Linked DNA regions of Mus musculus: region 2 is linked to region 1. The links are chromatin contacts, found by POLR2A ChIA-PET in ENCODE. All regions are on one chromosome and are shown on one strand. Each heading gives the region's core, a stretch centred on a gene start or an enhancer-like site at or near the end of the contact. The rest is flanking DNA. Distances are from core to core; before and after follow the strand shown.

What was found. ChIA-PET counts read pairs that join two places held with the same protein, here RNA polymerase II (POLR2A).
Region 2: POLR2A ChIA-PET joins it to region 1 with 10 read pairs in embryonic stem cell. The contact joins the promoter of Nemp2 here to the promoter of Gls in region 1. POLR2A ChIA-PET finds 5 or more read pairs at or near these places in 4 of 5 experiments (Patski and embryonic stem cell).

Annotation. Positions count from the first base shown.
Region 1 is chr1:52,231,715-52,234,674 of GRCm38, reverse strand. Gls (glutaminase) reads left to right here and starts at 1,443. Exons shown (of 18, transcript NM_001081081.2): 1 at 1,443-2,083. The coding sequence starts at 1,683.
Region 2 is chr1:52,629,128-52,632,087 of GRCm38, reverse strand. Nemp2 (nuclear envelope integral membrane protein 2) reads right to left here and starts at 1,383. Exons shown (of 9, transcript NM_001142647.1): 1 at 1,237-1,383. The coding sequence starts at 1,330.

The DNA of each region.
Region 1 (2,960 bases), core at 194-2,693:
CTGGCATGAAAACGTTGACTGGATTGGTGAGTAGTCTGGATGGGGTTGAGAAAAAAGAGAAAAGAGGCAGTAAAAACAGATAACTAGTTTGTAAGAAACTGAACAACACTAAGGTTTGAAAGCAACCCATAAGTTAGAAAGACAAAGTTAGATATTATTAAGGGTAACATTTGCTATCTCTCCCCTAGAATGTATTGTTTTTCCTAAATATATAACTTTGATTCACTAATATTAATATTTTTGACAAACTAACCTTAAGCAATAATAAAAGCCACCCAAGTAATATAAAATTCTGGCTTTTTTTCCCCCCACAAGGTCATTTCCTTCACACTTTTTATTTTTATCTAAAGAGCAGGTTGAAAACAAAACAAAAACTTGAGCATGACAAGCCTGTAGGCACAGTCAGATTCTTTGGTTACTAATCTCGTTCAACATGTACAGATTGATTGGATTACTAAATCTGGTGAATTACATATCCTGCTAACTTTGGTGAATCTATGCATTTAAGCCTATCTGTTTCAGGAAATGGTTTAAAAAGCGGTTTTAGTCCTGAGTGGTATATGTGTGCAGACTCAGGAAACATATGATGCACACACATCTAAAAGGATACATGGATGAGGTGATGCTGTGCTGAAACAGTTTTGAGACATGGTATTCAGATGCTTCTATTTTAAAATGGCTTTTAAAATAGAAAAAGGATCTGCAGTATTTTGCTTTCAAGTCAACTGGTACTAATGAAATAATCGCCGTTCAAAAGATTTGGAGAAATCTTGTAGAAGATAGAAGAGATCCACCCTTACTCTGGCTTTTTCTCTATTCTTCGTTGTTCCTACGCTCAAACGTTCTAAATGTCTTAAGTTGCATAGCTGAAAGGATTTTGCTCATTTTTTCCAAAACATTTCGCTTCTGGGCAGTAGCCAACCATGGAAAGTTTTAAGCACATTTGGGAGAGGGATGAAGCTAGTCAGGGCGGCCTTGGCAGAACCGATGCCTTCAGAGGGGCGGACACATTCCCCTAACCGAGGGGGCGAGCAGTAGGTTTGGACCAGACGATCTGCCACCGCCAGCCTCCCTCCAGCCTTGGGCGGCCTGAACAGGCGCACTCCAGCTTCCTCAATAGCTGGAGGACGTGCTTCCCTGGAGCGCACCTGCCTGGTGAATGGCCAGACTCCGGAGCTACGGGTCCTCGCCCAGCTTGGCCTCAGGTGGCCCGAGGCAAGGGGGAAGAGCGGTCGGCGGGGCTGACACACGTCAGTCGTCCTTCTCCCCGCCCTCCAGGACCCAGCGGGACTGCGTACGGGCGCGGAGACAAATTTGACCGATTCTCTAGCCAATCAGAAGAGAGGTCGGCAGGCTGAGCCAATGGAAGAGCTTGCAGGGGGCAGGCCGTCAGCGTCCTCCCGCCCCCGGTTGGTGAGCCTGGTATGTCTCCAGCCCTCCCTTGAGCGTCAGTCTCAGTGCGGAGCTCGCGGCGGCCAGAGCAACTTCGGCTGGCTGCAGGCTGGGCGGCGGCGGCGGCGAGGGCGGCGGCGTTGGCGGCGGGAGCGGCGGAGCTGGGGCCACACCCCGTCCCGGACTTTTTCTCTTTCCAGTCCTCTCCCCGCCGTGCGGGACACGGTTCCGGGAGCAGAGCGGCCGCCCACGCCCCAAGCATCCTCATCTGACGAGCGGGCGCCGGCGGTATGATGCGGCTGCGAGGCTCGGCGATGCTACGGGAGCTGCTCTTAAGGCCGCCCGCCGCCGTCGGAGCCGTCCTGCGGCGCGCGCAGCCCCTCGGCACGCTGTGCCGGCGCCCCCGGGGCGGGAGCCGGCCGACCGCTGGCCTGGTGGCCGCTGCGCGACTCCACCCGTGGTGGGGCGGGGGCGGCCGCGCGAAGGGCCCCGGCGCGGGCGGCCTGTCCAGTTCGCCCTCGGAGATCCTACAGGAGCTGGGGAAGGGGGGTACGCCGCCACAGCAGCAGCAGCAGCAGCAGCAGCAGCCAGGGGCGTCGCCACCCGCAGCCCCGGGCCCCAAGGACAGCCCGGGGGAGACCGACGCGTTCGGCAACAGCGAGGGCAAGGAGATGGTGGCCGCGGGCGACAAGTGAGTTGCGTGGGTGAGGCTGAGGGGAGGGGTCGGGCCCTGGGCGGTGGGCGGTGGCGGTGCGGCTTAGCAACGGAGGTTCGCGGAAGAGAAAGAAAGCGATGCCAGGCGGCCTGCGACGGCTGTGCCATGTGATTAGGCCCGGCCCCGCCCGCGCCCCTCGCCTGCTCCCACTTCCCCTCCGTGGCCGGCGCGAGTCGCCCCGGGGTGACGGGTGAGCGCCGGGAGGGTCTTGCCTGCTGAAGCCCCTGCCGGGCAGAGGCTGCTGTCCGGCCGCGCCGCGTGCTCAGCGCCCCGGCTCTGCGAGGGTGATGCCACGCGAACCTCCATCTCTCCCGAGTGACATTGAGGAGTCGGGCGTAGAGCGGAGCTTCTACCTTCCCGATTCACCTTTTTGCCAGGCCGCAGTTCCCCCATTCTGTAAGCCTCCACCACCATCCCACTGGATGCCAGATGTGGCCTTGGGTTCTTAATCCTCCTGAGGTGGATCGTTTTGGCGTGCGTAGAGCCATCTGGGCCACCGGAAATAATGCTTCAGAAATGAGATTAGGCGGAATAGGGACATGTGGCCTAGAGGACGAGGAACGCAGCATGGACCACCTGTTCCTATCGGGACCAGTGATGGCTTGTCTGATGTCTTCTGTGCGGTGGACAGATTTTTAAAGGATAAAATTGTTTTAAAAGCACAAAAATAAGGTGACATAAAATACACAAAATCTAAGTAGTTTTAGGGACTTGATTGTGATAGGATGTTGACTCATTGTGTATATAGGGTGGGAATTTAGCCTAAGAGCAAAATTGAGTTTTCTTTGCTGAATGCTTTTGTGTAATATAGTTTCCCCAACTAGGTAAACACTGACTTTTAGGCTTTTTCTGT
Region 2 (2,960 bases), core at 134-2,633, 400 kb before region 1:
CACTTCTCAGAAAGAAAGTCCTGGTGAACATTTACATGCGTCTTTAACACAACTGAGGACTATTAAGCTAGGCGCAACAGTACAGCTCTGAAAACCCTTCACCTGGGAGGTAGAGGCAGGAATGTTGTACAGCCAAGGCCAGCCTGGTCTATGTAAAAATCTCCAGATCTGCTAGGGCTATATGGTGACCCATACAGCAGCAAAACTTGAAAAACTGAGTTCCTTGAAGCAAATAAAAGGAGCAGAAATAATACCTGTGTGCCCTGGAGAATACGACACCTACAGGTTAAATCAACAACTGCACTAGAGCCCAAGATTCTGAATCTATATAACTACTTCTACCCCTCTGCTGCCACGCCCAGGAGCCCTCCTCCTCAAACTGTTTTATATTTTCACAAGTACCTATTATATTTACTACCAATTCTTTGTTCTCTAGCATGTAAAATGGGCATATATGAATAATCAGTATAAGACAATGCAGTTAGAGCAAATCAGCCCTGCATAGCACAAAATAGTTAATTAACACATTCCTGTTCAATGAAAAGCTGACCACAGACCGTCCCCTAAGGTGTAACTCACTGCAAGATACCAGTATGGGCACAAGGTGTGACAGAAGCTAATAACTGCTTACTGAACATCCATTCTCTCTTTCAGTCTTAGACACCCTACTAACTTTGTCGGTGTCGGAATATTATCCAATTGAAAGTCTGTATCTTGACAGCCTCCCTTGAGTCTGTAAGTGACCATGTAATGAAGAATACAAACAAGCAATCTTTTGAAGGATGTAGTGAATGGTAGAAATAAATGTTAAACTCGTGGAGACTGCGTTTTGCTGCTACAGCTTTCTGAGCCAGAATCTTAAGCACCCCAAACAGTCTGAGTAGCTCACTGAGACTTCCTGTGCACCTGGTTCAATGCTGGAGCATCAGCAGTATTTTGCATATGACCAGCTACCCAGGTCACAGCAGCCAATCAGAAACAGAATTTCGGTTCCTTTCTGAAGCTTCTATCCTTCTCTAGCCTTGAGTTTCCTGAGATTTCTGAAGACAGATAAAATAAGGTTTCAGACATAAACTGCAGACAAAGGGCCAGCTGTGCGGTTGTCCAGCGGTGTGATCCTGAACAAACCAAAACACTGAAGTATCCGATGCCCGCAGACAGGGGCGGGGCCTGGCCGCGGCCGCGCGTGACCCTGCGGCGCCGAAAGGAGGCCCCCCCGCCCGGAGCCGGGGTTACCTGACATCGCTGCCTCCTCGTCGTGCACCGCGCTCGCTGGCAGTGTAGCCAGGGGCTGCAGCCAGAGCACCAGCCACCACAACCTAGGCAGCATCGCGGCCAGAGCGGCGGAAGTGGCGCAGCGGACCAAGAGCGGGAAAGCGGAGGGAGGGGATTGCAGGGGCGGAGCCGGCTGCGGCCCCGCCCTTCCGCGGTCCGCCGAGCGGCTCTCCCAGTGGCCTCCAGGGGGCGATCACCTGCCTTCCCGATTCTTGCTCCTGGGCCAGCTTGCAGAGTTGGCGGGCAGTTTAAAACACGCCGGAGCCCCGCGCAGGGTTCTCAGAGCACTGGTGCGGGCCACTCAGAAAGGCAGGCTCTTCACATGCACCCTCTCAGAAATAAGACCAGCAAGCCCCACTTAGACAAAAGCCTGACTTGTTTGTTTGTTTGTCCCTCCTTTCACCTCTTCCTTTTTTTTTTTTTAAGCAACAAGTTGAGAAATTTGGTGCTTAAATAATTTGTGTCTAAGCTCATGAACACAGTATCTTTCAAAAAAAAAAAAAAAACCCAAAAGGGTTATATAAGTTCACTATTAATAAAGTGTTACTTTAATAGAGATCTGGAGGCTGGAGAGATGGTCCAGTGCTTAGGAACACTTATCGCTCTTCCAGAGAACCCATGTTTCCCAGCGTGCACATGGCAGCAGCCCCAAACATATGTAACTACAGTTTCATGGAATCAACTGCCCTCTTCTGAATTCTGCAGACATATGGTACACAGACATACACACAAGCTAAACACCCATACACTTAAATTAAAAAATAAGCCTTCTTTTAAAAATGAGATTGTATTTTTAAAAATTCAAAGATATAGTGAGTGTTCTAAACATAACCAACCTGGCAGAGATGATAGCTCTCTAAAGTCAGCCTATTGAGACAGAAGACTCCAAGAAACTGGAATGCTGCACAGTAAACCACTCTGGGGAGCAGAGAAAGCCACCACCAACCACAAGAGAATAGTCTGTCCTAGAAAGAGACTCACAGTTTCTGAGCCCTATGGTTTATTGATGATCAGGATAATTCTGTGTTAAGAGCAAGCCTTCTTTGGTCTCTGGAAACCTTTCAGTGTGACTTACTATTTCATACTTGAAGTAGGGCAGAAGAGTGTGGTGGTAGTGGACTGTAATCCCACCATTTGAGAAACAGAGTTAATGATGGGTAAGGTGAGCCTAAGTGGCATAGGGGATCCAAGGCTAGTCTGGCTACATGAGACCTAATTTAACCTTCCTCTGATCCCCATCCCTGCCCCACCACACACACAAAGCTAGAGTAAGAAGTTGTGTTCTTTTCTCTAATTCCAGTCTTCCACTAACAGCACTAAGCTCGATATAATAGAAATCTTTTTTTTTTAATAACTCAGCTTCAATTTTTTTTAATGGTCTAAATAGGAAAGAATGTCTCTGAGTTATCTAAAGGAGGCTTTCACCAAATGCCCCGTATATGTGTATACCTAGTATGTGGCTGTAAAAGCTCAGAGTTTTTTTTTTTAAGGAAATTATTAGGGGCTGATTTTTAAAAATAAACCTTCATTATTGGAATCTGTCCTTTATCATTTTTTTTCCCTGGATCCCCTTGGTATGCCTCTTGCAAAGCAACTTTTTGCTCCAATTCTGTTCAAACTGGTTTGGTTAATTTGGGATAATGCTAAGGAAAGCAACTGAAAGAAACATATCACCAAATGACTAA